Linked DNA regions of Homo sapiens: region 1 is linked to region 2. A link is a loop called in an ENCODE intact Hi-C map of the cell type or tissue named here. Cell type or tissue: GM12878. All regions are shown on one strand. Region 1 overlaps COL11A2 (collagen type XI alpha 2 chain). Region 2 has its middle 20 kb from the start of RING1.

Region 1 (8,000 bases), 57 kb after region 2:
TTGCTGAGGTTTTACAGAGGCACAGGGATGCTTGTTGATTACATGGCCAGTGAAGGGCAGAGCCAGGGGTTATGCCCAGGCAGTCTGGCTTCAGAATCTCTGCTTCTAAGCCCTGCTCTGCAGCTGCCTGGGCAGGATGAGCCCTGGAGCCTCTGGGGAAGGGGGCATGCACGGGAGTCGGGGTGTGGTGGGCAAAGGGCCTGCAGGGGGATTGGTCTTGGTGAAGCAGGAGTGGGTGCTGGGGTAGATCCCACCTCCCTCATGGGGTAGATGGAGCTGAGGTTGACATGTGGGAAGCAGCTAGATCACAGTGACCCTGAAGGACCTGATACCTCTGTAGGCGCAGGGGAGGTGGGATCCCAGCACTAGAATTGGGGAAAATCCACTCACGGGAAGGAGAGACAACAAAAGTCAGGCAGCTGTGGGGCAAGCAATGAGGGGCTAGAGGCTGGGGTGTGTGGGGTGTGTTGCTGGGTGGGGGCTGGCTGTTATATGTGAGGGTTGAGGTCTCCAGGGGTGGAGTGGCATCTGGGCCTCCTCTCACTCCTAACTGCTTCCTGTCCCTCCACAGGGCAAGCTGGGTGTTCCTGGTCTGCCTGGCTATCCTGGACGTCAGGGACCCAAGGTGATGCCATGCCCCATACGTGCCCCTCCTCCTCTTCCCTCCTCCTCTTCGCTTCCCTGATCCCTGATTCCAGAAAGCACAGATGCAGGGCAGTGGGGGACCCCAGAGGGAATTTAGCTGACCCCCATTTTACAGATGACCGAAAGAGGCCCAGAGAGCAGCAGGGGTTTGTCCAAGGCCACTTAGTTCTTGGCAGAGCTCGGGTCTCCCTGGCCACTGCCTTTGTGGCCTCTCCTGACCCCCTTTGCCCCTTCCTGAACCCTACCTTTCATAACTTCTCAATTTCCCCCCTTCTCCGTTCTCACCAGGGGTCCCTAGGATTTCCTGGCTTTCCTGGTGCCAGTGGAGAGAAGGGAGCCCGGGTAAGCTGGGGGGTGGGAGGGCGTGAGAAGGGAAGGGCTGGAGAGGTGTAGAGGGGGTCTGTGGGGAGTCTCACCCTGGGTAATGTTCTCTCTGCTTCATTCCCACCAGGGCCTGTCGGGGAAGTCAGGGCCTCGGGGAGAACGGGGCCCCACGGTGAGTGCAGGGGAGAGAAACAGGTGGCTCAAGGTCCAGAGGGGGGCATTTGGGTTTCTCTGACAACTCCTCTTCCCTCTGTAGGGTCCACGGGGTCAGCGGGGACCCCGAGGTGCCACTGGGAAGTCTGGAGCTAAGGTGAATGGTCTCTACAAGGCTCCAACTGCCCCCTGCCCACTCAGCCCCAGCTCTCCCTCAACATCCTGACCTCGGGGACAGCTGGAAAGCAGCTCTTCCCACTCCTTGACTCTGTTTCCCCCCACAGGGAACATCTGGTGGTGATGGCCCCCATGGGCCCCCTGGAGAGAGGGTGAGTGTGGATCGAAAGTCCCCTTCCCCTGAGGTCCCCAGGGAGCCTGGGTGAGCCAGCTCCCTCCTCACCCCAGGAAGGAAGCTGAGTTCCCCCACTCAGCCCCTGCCCCCATTCTCCTGACTCCCCCCACCTCTGTCTCTAGGGCCTCCCTGGACCTCAGGGTCCCAACGGGTTTCCTGGACCGAAAGGACCCCCGGTAAGTTGACCCCGAGCTCTGACCCACCTCGCTTCTCTGAGTCCTTCTTCCCTACCTGCTTTCCAGCTGAGAGTTCACCTGACAACTGAACCCCTTCCAGGGCCCCCCTGGGAAGGATGGGCTGCCGGGACACCCAGGCCAAAGAGGAGAAGTGGTGAGTGATGCTCCTGGCTACCCATTCTCAGGGGGCTCCATCAGACCCTTTAACCCCAGAGCTGTCTGGAAAGCCCACAGGGACGTTCTCCTGGCAGAGTGGAGCCTGCCCTGGTGCTGCTCAGACCCAGGGCCCAGGGCTTGGTGTGATCCTGCCTGGGATCCTTCCTCCTGGGAATCTGCCCCACAGCGCCCACACCTGCTTTCACTGCATTCTCCTCTCTTCCTCGCCTAGGGTTTCCAAGGGAAGACCGGCCCCCCTGGTCCTCCAGGAGTGGTGGGACCTCAGGTAGGTTTGTCCCTAGGAGAGAATGGACCCCTGACCCTAGCATTAGTCTGTCTGCCCCTCTTCTCTCGGTCACACGCCCCTGCCCCGGTCCACCTGACCCAGACTCCTGGGGCTGGGGTCAATGGTGGGGGCTGGGATTTCAGGCAGGGGTCCTGAACTTCAGTCTGTTTTGGGGCGCATTCTCATCGTCTTGTCCCCCAGGAGAGGCAGTTCCCCAACAGAGACACAAGGTGGTGTAGTTACTCCACATGGGGCAGGAGAAAACCCAGCAGTGGCCCAGGAATGCCGGGGAATTTCCCAGGAGCTTTGGGGCAGGGATAAAGGGGTTCTGAAGGAGTGTTTTAGGGTGGCCAGGGTGGGCTCTTCTGGCAGACAGCGAGATGAAGGGCCTGAGAGCAGGAACTCTCTCTGCTTTTGTCTAGGGAGCAGCAGGAGAAACCGGCCCTATGGGGGAGAGAGGTCACCCAGGCCCCCCGGGGCCCCCTGGAGAGCAGGGACTACCTGGGACAGCTGGAAAAGAAGGAACAAAGGTCAGTGAGGGGCCAGGCAGAGGGGAAGTGGGGGAGCTGGGGATTGGGGTGCTGAAAGGAACAGGTAGTTGGAGATTTGAGGGGGGGCTGGAGAGCTCTCTGTTTAATTTGGGAGCATGGCTGTGGCTCATCACCTCTCCTTTCCTTTTAGGGTGACCCTGGTCCCCCTGGGGCCCCAGGGAAGGATGGTCCTGCTGGTCTGAGGGGATTCCCAGGAGAGAGAGGCCTCCCAGGCACTGCTGTGAGTGTGACTCCCAGACCCCTGCCTGTCACAAGCACCAAGCATCCTGAGTCCCCACCCCGACCCTGTCCCTGACCCCCTCCATGTCACTCCCCACTTCCATCTTTTGGAGCCTGTCTTCCCTCTCCAGCTCTCACCCTTCTCTTTTCGTGAAGTCTCATCTTCCCCAAATGTCTGGTTCATAGGGTGGACCTGGTTTGAAGGGGAATGAAGGTCCGTCTGGCCCCCCTGGCCCTGCAGTGAGTCTGGGGTTCCGGAAGTGGTAGGAAGGACCCGGGAAAGGGGTGGGTGAGGAAGGGTGGGAGTGGCATTCTGATACCACCAGGGGCTGTGGGGCTGGGCAGAGGCTGTCCAGGGACAGCCAGAATGCATCTGATTTTGGGAGCTTTTGGGAATTGTGGTCTGAGGTTCTCTGGTATGGGCGGGCTGGTGTCTCCTTCCTGGGGGTCTGACCATCTGCTTTCTCAGGGCTCCCCTGGGGAACGAGGTGCAGCAGGATCAGGGGGACCCATTGGTCCGCCAGGGCGCCCAGGCCCGCAGGGTCCCCCTGGAGCAGCAGGAGAGAAAGGTGTCCCAGTGAGTGTGGGGGTATTGGGGAGGGGTACTGGGGAGGGGTCTGTGAGCCTAGGGTTGATGGGCTATGACAAGTTTCCTGTGGGGTGTTTGAGGGTGAGGGTCACCTCCAGGCCATGACTCCTTCCTCCTGTCCCACAGGGTGAGAAGGGCCCCATTGGCCCGACTGGCCGAGATGGAGTGCAGGGTCCTGTGGGGCTTCCTGGTCCTGCTGGGCCTCCAGGTGTGGCTGGAGAGGATGGAGACAAGGTGAGGGGACCCCACAGACCCCGACCAATCTTCTTTCCAGATGAGATGGCTGACCTGGGCATGACCCCTGGCCCCTGTCATGTCATCCTTCCCACTCTACCCATCACCTTTCTCTAATATCTTGTCTGCCTTCTCCTCCCAGGGTGAGGTGGGGGACCCCGGACAGAAGGGCACCAAAGGGAACAAGGGTGAACATGTAAGTGTCCATGACCTTGACTTCTGACCTCCTGGCCTTTAACCTCAGTCCCACCTGATCTCTCTCCCTGTTTTGGTGTCTCTGACTCTCTTCTCTTACCCAGGGCCCTCCTGGACCCCCTGGACCCATTGGTCCTGTGGGGCAGCCTGGAGCAGCGGTGAGTGACCCCTCCACCCCCACCGAAGGCCCAGCAGCCTCTGGTCCTCCCTCAGCTCCCCTCTGCCCTTGTGGCTGGGAGTGGGAGCAGGGGCTCTGGGCCTGGCACCCAGCTGTGTGTGGTATTTGTGGATAGAGAACACCTGACCCATGACCCATCCCTGTGTCCTTGTCTCTGCTTTCCCTCAACCCTGCAGGGAGCAGATGGGGAGCCCGGAGCTCGGGGACCCCAGGGACACTTTGGAGCCAAAGGTGATGAAGGAACAAGAGGATTCAATGGGCCCCCAGGACCCATTGGCCTACAGGTGTGTTGGGGGATAGGACAGGGGCTGAGAGGTGGGGTCAGGATGGGGTGATGTTTTGCCCCAGACTCTGCCAGCAGCCTGCCGATGCAGACTGGAGGGCCTGCGGAGTCTGAGGGGAGGGGACTGTGGGGCCTATCTGCCTAGGGCTGTGCTTTGGGTGGGGTCGTCACCTGGGCCCATGTTTTGTATACTTGCACAGGGTTTGCCAGGCCCCTCTGGGGAGAAGGGAGAAACAGGAGATGTGGGTCCTATGGTGAGTGTGACCCCTACTGACCCTAGCCACCATACTAGTCACCCCCCTCCCTGGCCAGCCCCCACCCCACACCCCACTGCCAACTCCCTGGCCTGGCTGCTCCTCCTCCTCTCTCCACCATTCATGCTCAGCCATCTCACTTCCCTTCCTCATCTGTGGTGTATCTGTTTCCCCCAGGGACCACCTGGCCCCCCAGGACCTCGAGGTCCAGCTGGACCCAATGGCGCTGATGTGAGTCATCTCAGCCCCTGTCCCTTGAGACCAATGTGTCTGGTCTTCTGCCTCCCTTTCCCAGACCATAAACTCTAGTATCGTCTCAGGGGCCAAGAGAAGCCCTTACTCCCGGGAGGCCTCCACTGCCTCACTGCTGTAACCTTGGGCTGCTCATCTGGGACTTTGCCCCTGAAATGGCACCTCCATCCTAAGCAATGACACCTATTTCTGTTCCTCTTCCAGGGCCCACAAGGTCCCCCAGGAGGTGTTGGGAACCTGGGTCCCCCTGGAGAGAAGGTAACTGGGAAGGGGGTGAGTGGACCAGTCATGGAAGTGGGGGATGGGAGTTGGATTTCTGCCAATTTTGGGTGGGGAGACAAAAGAGAATGAGATGTGGGGAATATCAGAATTTTTTGGCTGGGGAAGGAGAGGAGGTTTTTGACTCTAATCTCTTTGCAGGGGGAACCAGGAGAGTCAGGATCTCCAGGGATCCAGGGCGAGCCAGGTGTCAAGGTGAGTGACAGCTCCAAGGCCTTACTCCCCAGTCCCCGTCACCCGCCTCAACCCTGCCTCCACTTTTCCTGTGACCTCCTTGAGCTGGAACTCCTCTGCAGCAAGAGTCTCTGCTCCCTGCCATCCTCTATGAGGCCTGATCCCTGGTCTGAGTGAGCCCTTCTTCCCCTTTCTTGAAGGGAAGGGGACTAGGGAACTCCCCTTGTAGGCTTGACTTTCTGTGTATGTCCCATTGTCACTGAGGGGAGTAGGGGATGGCTGAAGGTGTCTCGGAAGCAGAGGCTGCATCCCTGATCTTCAAGATTCCCTGGGCCATCTGTGTCCTCCGCTTGTTCTGCAGGGTCCACGCGGGGAACGTGGAGAGAAAGGAGAGTCGGGGCAGCCAGGAGAGCCAGGGCCACCAGGGCCTAAAGGCCCCACAGGCGATGATGGCCCCAAAGGGAACCCTGTGAGTTTGGGGCAGTGGGGGCTGAGTCCTCTCAGGCCCTGTGAATGACAGACCTGGGAATATGGGTGTGTGTGAGGGAGGATCTTGGAGTGTGGGGAGCCCGGGAGTTTGGGGGATGCTCTGGGAATGGGGCATCCAGAGGGATGCCTGGGGTCTAGGATCCGGAGAGAAAGTGAGAGATGCCCTGCAGTTAATACCTTGAGGAATTAGACAACACGCAGTGCACGTGGTAGGGAAAGGGGTGCAGGAGACCTCTTCCTGGGGGGTACTGGTGGGCACTGCCTCTAGAGAGGCAGTGGCGTGTGCCTGTGGGCGTCTGTGCTGGGTGGGCTTAGGGAGCTGTGACCCTGACTCTTATTCTCCATCTGGATCAGGGTCCTGTTGGTTTTCCTGGTGACCCTGGCCCCCCTGGAGAAGGTGGCCCTCGGGTGAGTCTTACTCAGAGAAGGGAAGGGGCAAAAAGGGTGGGGCTTCTATGGGGGGGTCCTCTGTGTGGCCGCTGGGCTTGGGTATTGGGAAGCCGGGGGTATGGCAGGGTGGGCAAGGGGATGGGGTATTGACAGTTTTGGAGGTGATGCCAGCCAGGTTGGGGGCCCACCTCTGACCTTGCTTCACTTCTGCAGGGCCAGGATGGTGCTAAGGGTGACCGAGGCGAGGATGGTGAGCCAGGACAGCCTGTGAGTGCCTGGTGACCCCACCACCCCCCTGAGCCCAAGCCTCATCCTCTTTACCCCTCTTCTGTGCCCCACTCCTGAGGGGTCCCTTGGCTGGAGGATAAACACTCAGCCACCCCAATTCCTCTCTCCCTAGGGATCCCCTGGTCCCACCGGGGAGAATGGACCCCCAGGGCCACTTGGAAAGCGAGTAAGTGAGGTGGACCCCTGAGACCTTGGGAGGCAGTCCCTGGGCTGTGTGGGTGGAGGCTGGGCAATGGCAGGTGGGATGGGTGGGGAGGTGCCTGGTGTCTGCATTGCCCTGGGTGTGTGTGTGTGCAGGAGCTGGTGGGTTTAAGGGCGTGTGGTATCTCATTGCCCGGGGCAGGGTGTGTGTGCAGGAGCTGGTGGGTTTAAGGGTATGCGGTATCTCATTGCACTGGGCGAGTGTGTGTGCAGGAGCTGGTGGGTTGATGGGTGTGCGGTATCTCGGGCATGTTTGTTCCTGGGTTCTGGTGTGTATGTTTTCACCAGGGGTAGTGGTGGTTACTGACAAAGCAGAATGGAAACTGGAGGAGGGGCTGGCCAGCTTTTCTGTGGGCCAGGGGTGAACCTTTTTAGTTTCTGGGGCAGGAGACGGGCCACCAGGTAGGGTGTGGGCAAGTGGCCCTTCACCAAATGTACAGACTACCCAGTATTTTCACAACTGTCACAGCTGTATCTGTTCTGCACATCTGTGAATCGGCCCTCGGCGCGTGTCCCTGTGTATGCACGTGTGTGTGTGCATGTGTATGTGTGTGTCTAGGACAGGAAGGGGGAAGAGTTGAGCCTGGCTGCCCACGGCCTCATGTGCTCTTCCTTCCCACTCCACCTGCAGGGTCCTGCTGGCTCGCCTGGTTCCGAGGGGCGACAAGGAGGGAAGGGAGCCAAGGTGAGGGACAGGCTGCCCTAGTGCTGGAGCATCCCCTCCGCCTCCCACCCCTCAGATGCCTCCGTCTCCAGATGCCCACCCCATCTCCACCTCTCCCATGTTGGGCCCTTATGGGGACAGGCGTTCCCTGTACTTGTTCCTGCGCTAGGGGCTCCTAGAGTTTGGCCCTTCCTCCCTGCCTCCTGCCTCCCACCTTGGACCCTCTGCCCCCTGCCCACACCCCACTCCTCTGCCATTCAGGACACATTCCTTGTGTGTGTTTCAGGGAGATCCTGGCGCTATAGGTGCCCCGGGGAAGACAGGCCCGGTGGGTCCTGCAGGCCCAGCAGGGAAACCTGGCCCTGATGGTCTGAGGGGGCTCCCAGGCTCAGTGGTGAGTCACTGCAGGGAAGGGCTGGGCTGGGGTGGGAGTGAGGGGCCATGGGAGGGGTGCAGTGTGGGGATGCTCCTCCTGACCCCTGTGGCCCCCTCAAATCTTCAGGGTCAGCAAGGCCGACCTGGAGCTACAGGCCAGGCTGGGCCCCCAGGTCCTGTGGTGAGTGACTGGGATTGGGCTGAGTGAGGGGTGAGGGCAGTGCCCTGGGACAGAGCTGAAGCCCTGGAGGAAGTGGAGGCTGTTGGGGAGAACTTGGTCCCACCTCTCCCTT
Region 2 (8,000 bases):
CACTCACTGCTCGACCCTTTCAGGCTGGTGTTTATCTCTACCTTGCTGCTACTCAAATGTTTTTTTGCAATGAACTTTATGTCATTAAGTCCATTGTTTCGTTTTCTTCTTACTTGAACTGCCACTAGTAGCTGACGTTGCTGGCCAGTTCTTTCTTGAAACACTGTCGTTTTTTGGCCTCCAGGATTTGGCCTCTTCTGGCTTCCTCCCATCCCTCCATCGGCTGCTCTTCCACCCCTCAGCCGGCTCACTCCGCCTTTGACTGAAATCACCTGGTCATATTGGAGTTCATCAAGAGAGGTCGGTCCTGGACCCTCCTCTTCTTATGCTACCCTTTCCTTCTAGGGGATCACACCTGTCCTGTGGCTTCAGTTCCCATCAGCTGGTTACTCTCAAATTTATCTCTTGCCTCAAATCTCCAGATTTGACCACCTTCCTGCCTGGCATCCCTACTTGGATGTCCCAAAGGTATTACTAACTTAGCTTTTTTTTTTTTTTTTTTGGGAGACAGAGTTTCGCTCTTGTTGGCCAGGCTGGGGTGCAGTGGCAAGACCTTGGCTCACTGCAACCTCCGCCTCCTGGGTTCAAGTGATTCTCCTACCTCAGCCTCCGGAGTAGCTGGGATTACAGGCATCCGCCACGACACCCGGCAAACTTTTTGTATTTTCAGTAGAGATGGGGTTTCACCATGTTGGCCAGGCTGGTCTCAAACTCCTGACCTCAGGTGATCCACCTGCCTCAGCTTCCCAAAGTGCTGGGATTACAGGCATGAGCCACGGTGCCCAGCTTAACTTAGCATATTTGAAACAGAAGTCATGATCTTCCCACAGAAGCAGTATCATCCTCAGATCTGAACCACAGGGGCCCTGCCCTGGCCCACATACTTTAGGGGGATTCACCTATCACAAACAACTTATCACACACATTTATTACATGACACCTGGGCACCTCTGTCACTGATCTGCTGTCAGTGCTGGAACAGCACAACCTGAAATCTTACACATCTGCTCTTGTAATCAACGCCGTTCAAGCCCTGGGGAATGGTGACTTCTGTAATCTCTTGCCCTGTATCCTGGAAACAAAAGATGACTATAGCCAATTCTGTGAAAATCTGAGGTTGTGCCTCTGCCTGGATTCTGAAGCATGTACTGCTTTGGAGTGTAGGGAGGATTTAAGCAGTGGAAACATGTAAGTGAAATCACTTTAACCAGCTTGTTAAATATTACCTCTCAAATAGCATGACAAAGTATCATTTCCCAATAGTGTTGAGTGTGGTTTTTCTTGTTTCTCTTTGTTTTAGAGGTATGGATGTATGTTGTGCTGCATTTACAACAGTTGCAAAGGATAGCTGAGGAACATGTTGCTGTATTAAACAATCCTTATTACTGTTAAATTTATATGCATGTGGTGGGAGGGGTGGTGAGGGATAAAAAACTACACATTTACAGTGTACACTCCTCCTGTGATGGGGGCACCAAAATCTCAGAAATCACCACTAAATAACTTATTCATGTAACTGAACACCACCTGTTCCCCAAAAGCCTATTGAAAAAAAAATTGAATACATGTAGGTCTAGATATAACTCTTGTGAAGTATGATATTGATTCTTTATGTTGTAATAGATGGACATTGAATACGAGATTATGAATACAATCATCCTCAGTATTCACCAGGGATTGATTCCAAAACCCCCACTGATGTTCAAACCCCTTGTATAACATGGCATAGTATTTGCATATAACCTATGCACATTCTTCCACATACTTTAAATCATCCCTAGGTTATCTATGGTGCCTATCGCAATGTAAATGCTGTATAAATATATGTTATACTGTATTTTTTATTTGTATTATTTTTTCTTTCTTTCCTTCCTTCCTTCCCTTCCCTTCCTTCCTTCCTTCCTTCCTTCCTTCCTTCCTTTCTTTCTTTCTGACAGTCTTGCTGTGTCACCCAGGCTGGAGTGCTATGGCAGGATATCAGCTCACTGCAAACTCTGCCTCCCAGGTTCACGCCATTCTCCTACCTCAGCCTTCCAAGTAGCTGGGATTACAGGTGCCCGCCACCATGCCCGGCTAATTTTTTTGCATTTTTAGTAGAGATGGGGTTTCACCGCGTTAGCCAGGATGGTCTTGATCTCCTGACTTTGTGATCCACCCGCCTTGACCTCCCAAAGTGCTGGGATTACAGGCGTGAGCCACCGCGCCCGGACTGGCCATATATATTTTAAAAATATTTTTATTCTTCAGTTGGTTGAATCCATAGGTGTGGACCTACAGATACAAAATGCCAACTGTAGTTTAATTTTTATAAAACTATCTGTCTTAGTCCATTCAGACTGCTATAACAAAATACCTTACACTGAGCAATTTATAAATAATAAACACTGCTTACAGTTCTGGAGGCTAGAATGTCCAAGCAGGTGGTGCCAGCAGATTTGGTAGCCAGTGAGGGCACACTTTGCTTCATAGATGGCGCCTTCTTGCTGCATCTTCACGGGTGGAAGGGGCAAACAAGCTCCTTTGGGCCTCTTTTTTTTAAGACAGGGTCTCGCTGTGTCACCTAGGCTAGAGTGCAGTGGCGTGATCTCGGTTTACTGCAAGCTCTGCCTCCAGGGTTCAAGTGATTCTCTTGCCTCAGCCTCCTGAATAGCTGGGATTACAAATGCCTGCCACCATGACTGGCTAATTTTTGTGTTTTTAGTAGAGATGGGGTTTCTCCATGTTGACCAGGCTTGTCTTGAACTACCGACCTCAAATGATTAGCCCGCCTGAGCCTCCCAAAGTGCTAGGATTACAGGCATGAGCCACCGCACCCAGCCTGGGCTTCTTTTATAACGGCATTAATCCCATTCATGAGGACAGGCCCCTCATGACCTAATCACCTTCTAAAGGCCCCATCTCTTAATATCACCACATTGGGGATTAGGTTTCAATTTATGAATTTTAGGGGGGCACAAACATTTATGCCATAGCAATACATAATAAAAATTAATAAATATGTATATATTTTTTTGAGACAGGGTCTCACTCTGTCACCAGGCTGGAGTGCAGTGGCACAATCATGGCTCACTACAGCCTCAACCTCCCAGGCTCAGGCAATCCTTCTACCTCAGCCTCCAGAGTAGCTGAGGCCACATATGTGTGCCACCATGCCCGGCTAAGTTTTCTATTTTTTGTAGAGATGGCATTTCACCATGTTGCCCAGGGGGGTCTCAAAACACTGGGCTCAAGCAGTCTGCCCACCTTGACCTCCCAAAACACTGGGATTTCAGGTGTGAGCTACTGGGCCCAGCCCAAAATTTCAAAAAAAAGCAGGCAAAAAGTCAGCTTTATCTAAATGTGTTTGATTTAAAATATTGATGTGTATTCATTATCATTTATATTTTGTCCAGATGCCGTGTCTCATGGCTGAGATTCCAGCACTTTGGGAGGCTGAGGTGGGAGGATCACTCGAGCTCAGAAATTTGAGACCAGCCTGGACAACATAGTGAGACCATCTCTCTACAAAAACTAAAAAAATTAGCTGGGTGCGATGGCTCATGCCTGTAATCCCAGCACTTTGGGAGGCCAAGGCGGGTGGATCACTTGAGGTCAGGAGTTCGAGACCAGCCTGGCCAACATGGTTAAACCCCACGTCTACTAAAAATACAAAAAATTAGCAGAAGAATGCTTGAACCCATATGTATACATGTATATATACATATGTGTATGTGTATGTTTATATATATATGTATATGATACAAAATTAGCCAGGTGTGGCAGCACACACCTGTAGTCCCAGCTATTTGGGAGGCTGAGATGGGAGGATCACTTGGACCTGGGAGGTCAAAGCTGCAGTGAACTGGGATCATGGCACTGTACTCCAGCCTGGGTGACAACGTGAGATCCTGCCAAAAAAAAAAAGGAAAAATAAAAAGAGTGATTTTACAGAAAAATTGAGATTTTCAATTTATCACGGCAGTGCCAGCTCTGAATTCCTATGCGGCAACGCTGGACCAGGAGCTGCTGCCCCTCTAGGAGGGGAGGGTGCCCTCCAGCCTGTTATAGCCTTCCCTTGGCACTTGGCACATTACTTGCCTGGCCCTTACAGGAATTTGAGGTGCAAATTGATCTAGATCATTGAAGGAAGAGTCTGGGTCTTCTCAGTTTTGGGGCACTTTCGTTGCCAAGTAAGGTTCTTATGAGATTTTTAGAAGTTGAGATTAAAAAAGAGTTTATATGCAGCTGGAGGTGATACCTAACAACAACCATAATAACAGCATCAACAACAAAAACAGTAGCCTAGAGCAGTTACTCTAAGCCAGGTAAGTGTTCTAAAGCACTTCACACAACTTATTTACTCTCACGACAATGCTATTAGGTAGCACTTTGAATACACACATTTTGTAGGTGAGGAAATTGGGGCATGTAGCTGTTAAGATTTATATCAGCCGGGCGTGGTCACTCATGCCTGTTCCCAGCACTTTGGGAGGCCAAAGCGGGCGGATCACGAGGTCAGGAGTTTGAGACCAGCCTGACCAACATGGTGAAACCCCGTCTCTACTAAAAATACAAAAATTAGCTGGACATGGTGGCGGCTGCCTGTGATCCCAGCTATTCAGGAGGCTGAGGCAGGAGAATCGCTTTAATCTGGGAGGCGGAGGTTGCAGTGAGCTGAGATCATGCCACTGCGCTCCAGCCTGAGTGACAGTGAGACTCTGTCTCAAAAAAAAAAAAAAAAAAAAGATTTATACCAATTTATACCGTCCAATAGGAGGCGTGAGACTCAACACAGGGTGGAGGAGAGAATAGGTCAGGAAATCACATCTCTCCACCTGCACAGCCACCATCATTGTACCCTTCTAAAGAGACTGGCAACAACTTTCATTCAGCACTGTCCCATTGATTGGCTCATTTCATGATCACAGCAACCCAGTTAAGCAAATCCTCACCTTTGCATCGCCTGCTTTGTATCACTTTTCTTTAAAATTAAAAATAAAAAAAATGGATTACAAATTCGGTTAACGCCCATCCCATTTCTCTCCTTCCTTGTAGTAATTATCATTCTAAAGTTGTTGGGAATTATTCCCATGCGTACTTTGCACTTTTAAAAAATGTTTGCTTTCCTAAACATATACCACTGTTTTGTGTATTTTAAAACTCACACAAATAATATCATACAACATCCATTTTTGCAAGTTTCTTACTCATTACATTGCTAAATATGTCTATAATTCATTTAACTGCTGTATAGTATCCCATTATAAGAACAAACCATACTTTATTTATCCATTTTACTTAACAACAGTTAGCTTATTTCCACTTCTTCTTGACAATTAACTGATACTGCAATGACCATTTTTATCCTCGCCTTTTTGTGCATGTGTAGAAATGTTTTTCTAAGGAATAGATCTAGAAGCAAGATTGCTGGGTCATAGGGAATATTCATTTTCAGCATTAACTGGTGCCAAAATTCTCTTCAAATTTGTTGTATCTGTTTACACTTCAACACAAAATATATGCATTCCTATTGTCCCACATTTTTGTCAACAGTGTTAGAATAATTTTAATTTTGGTGATTTTGTGGGTGTAAAATGGTAACTCGCGCTGTGATTTGCATTTCTACATTACTGGTTAAATTGAGCATCTTTTCTTATGTTTATTGACCATTAGGTTTCTCTTTTGTGACTCACCTATTCACAGCTTTTGCTCATATTCTCTTGCGTTGTCCTTTTCATATGGATCTGCAACTTCTTTATGAATCCTGGATATAATCCTTTGTTGTTTATGTAGATTGTGAATATTCTCTAAGTCTGTGGCTTGTCTTTTACTTTACGTGATTTCTTTTTTTTTTTTTTTTGAGACGGAATCCTGCTCTGTCGCCCAGGCTGGAGTGCAGTGGCACAATCTCGGCTCGCTGCAAGCTCCGCCTCATGGGTTCACGCCATTCTCCTACCTAAGCCTCCCGAGTAGCTGGGACTACAGGCACCCACTACCACGTCCAGCTAATTTTTTTGTATTTTTGGTAGAGACGGGGTTTCACCATGTTGGCCAGGATGGTCTCAATCTCCTGACCTTGTGATCCACCCGCCTTGGCCTCCCAAAGTGCTGGGATTACAGGCTTGAGCCATCGCGCCCGGCCTATGTGATTTCTTATAAAAGCTTAAAAATGTTTTAACGTGGTCATATGTATCAATATTTTCCTTTATTGCTTGTGCATTTATTTATAGTCGACAAATAAAAATTGTATCTATGGTGTAACAACATGATGTGTGTATATATATGTGTGTGTGTGTGTGTGTGTGTAATGGCTAGAGTAATTACTGTATCTGTTATCTCACATACTATCATTTTAAACGTGATATTTGAAATGTACTCTCCTAGCAATTATTTTTATTTTTATTTTTTTTTTGAGACAGGATCTTGCTCTGTCGCCCAGGCTAGAGTGCAGTGGCAAGATTATAGCTCACTGCAGCCTGGACCTCCCAGGCTCAAGTGATTTTCTCTTCTCAGCCTCCCAAGTAGCTGGGACTACTGGCACGTGCCACCACATCCTGCTAATTTTTTCAATTTTTTGTAGAGACAGGGTCTCACTATGTTACCTAGGCTAGTCTTGAATTCTTGGGGTCAAGCAATCAAGCAATCGGCATCCCGAAATGCTAGGATTACAGGCATGAGCCACTGCGCCCAGCTAATTTTTCTATTTTTTTTAGAGATGGGGTCTCACCATGTTGCCCAAGCTGGTGTCGAACTGGTCTCAAGCGATCCACCCACCTCAGCCTCCCAAAGTGCTGGGTTTACAGACATAAGCCACTGCAGCTGGCCAGCAATTTTCAAGTATACAATACATTGTTATTAACTCTAGTCATCATGTTATACAATAGATCTCCTGAATTTATTCTACCTAACTGAAATTTTGTATCCTTTGACTAAAGCTCTCCAATCCCTGCCCACACCCGCCCCCCGCCCCCTAGCCCCTGTGCAGCCACCATTCTATTCTCTGCTTCTGCAATTTTATTTTATTTATTTATTTTTTTAAATTTATTTTGAGACAGGGTCTCACTCTGTTGTCTGGGTTGGAGTCCAGAGGTCTGATCACAGCTCACTGCAGCCTCAAACTCTTGGATTCAAGAGATCCTCCTGCCTCAGCCTCCCGAGTAGTTGGGACTACAGGCACGTGCCACCATGCCTGGCTGAGTTTGACTCTTTAGGTTCCACATGTAAATGAAATCATGGTATTTGTCTTTCTGTGCCTGGTTTATTTCATTTAGCATAATATCCTCTAGTTTTATCCATGTTGTCACAGATGACAGAATTTCCTTCTTTTTAAAGACTGAATAGTATTCCATTGTGTATATGTTCCATAATCTCTCTATTTATTCATTGATGGACACTTAGGTTGTTTCCATGTCTTGGCTATTGTGAATAATGGTGCAGTGAACTTGGGAATACAGATATCTCTTCAACATACTGAGTTCATTTCTTTCGAAATATACCTGATAATGGAACTACTGGATCACATGGTAGTTTTAATTTTTTGAGGAAGCTCCATTCTGTTTTCCAAAATAGGTGTACAAATTTACATTCCTACCAACAGTTTGTGAGGGTTCCTTTTTCTCCACATCCTTGCCACCACTTGTAATCTCTTGGTTTATTTTTATTTTTTTTATCAGAGCCATCTTAGCAGGTATGAGGTGATATCTCACTGTGGTTTAAATGTTCATTTCCTTGATAATTAGCAATATTGAGCATTTGTTTTTCATATACCTGTTGGCCATTTATGTGTCTTCTTTTGAGAAATGTTTTTTCAGATCATTTGCCCATTGTAAAATCAGATTTTTGGCTGGATGCAGTGGCTTATGTTTGTAATTCCAGCACTTTGGGAGGCCAAGGCAGGAGGATCACTTGAGCCTAGGAGTTCAAGATAAATCTGGGCAACATAGGGAAACCCTGTCTCTACAAAAAAATTTTAAAAATTAGCAGGGCACGGTGGGGTGTGCCTGTGGTCCCAGCTACTTGGG

What was found. A loop is a pair of places that touch in the nucleus more often than their neighbours do. Peaks named below come from ENCODE experiments on the same cell type or tissue, not always from the same donor. Only the 100,000 strongest peaks of a DNase experiment are listed, where the experiment ranks them.
Region 1: it touches region 2 in a loop (7-fold over the local background); 4 of 110 quality-filtered maps call a loop at or near these places.

Annotation. Positions count from the first base shown.
Region 1 is chr6:33,167,152-33,175,151 of GRCh38, reverse strand. It overlaps COL11A2 (collagen type XI alpha 2 chain), which reads left to right. Exons shown (of 66, transcript NM_080680.3): 31 at 572-625; 32 at 934-987; 33 at 1,097-1,141; 34 at 1,226-1,279; 35 at 1,407-1,451; 36 at 1,597-1,650; 37 at 1,751-1,804; 38 at 2,039-2,092; 39 at 2,515-2,622; 40 at 2,774-2,863; 41 at 3,049-3,102; 42 at 3,332-3,439; 43 at 3,578-3,685; 44 at 3,828-3,881; 13 more. Among named protein-coding and RNA genes, the nearest start is that of COL11A2, 21 kb to the left of the region's middle. In GM12878, a CTCF peak has its summit at 2,326; a DNase peak (open chromatin) is centred at 4,831.
Region 2 is chr6:33,224,604-33,232,603 of GRCh38, reverse strand. No RefSeq gene overlaps it. Among named protein-coding and RNA genes, the nearest start is that of RING1, 20 kb to the right of the region's middle. In GM12878, no CTCF peak of the experiment used is centred here; no DNase peak of the experiment used is centred here.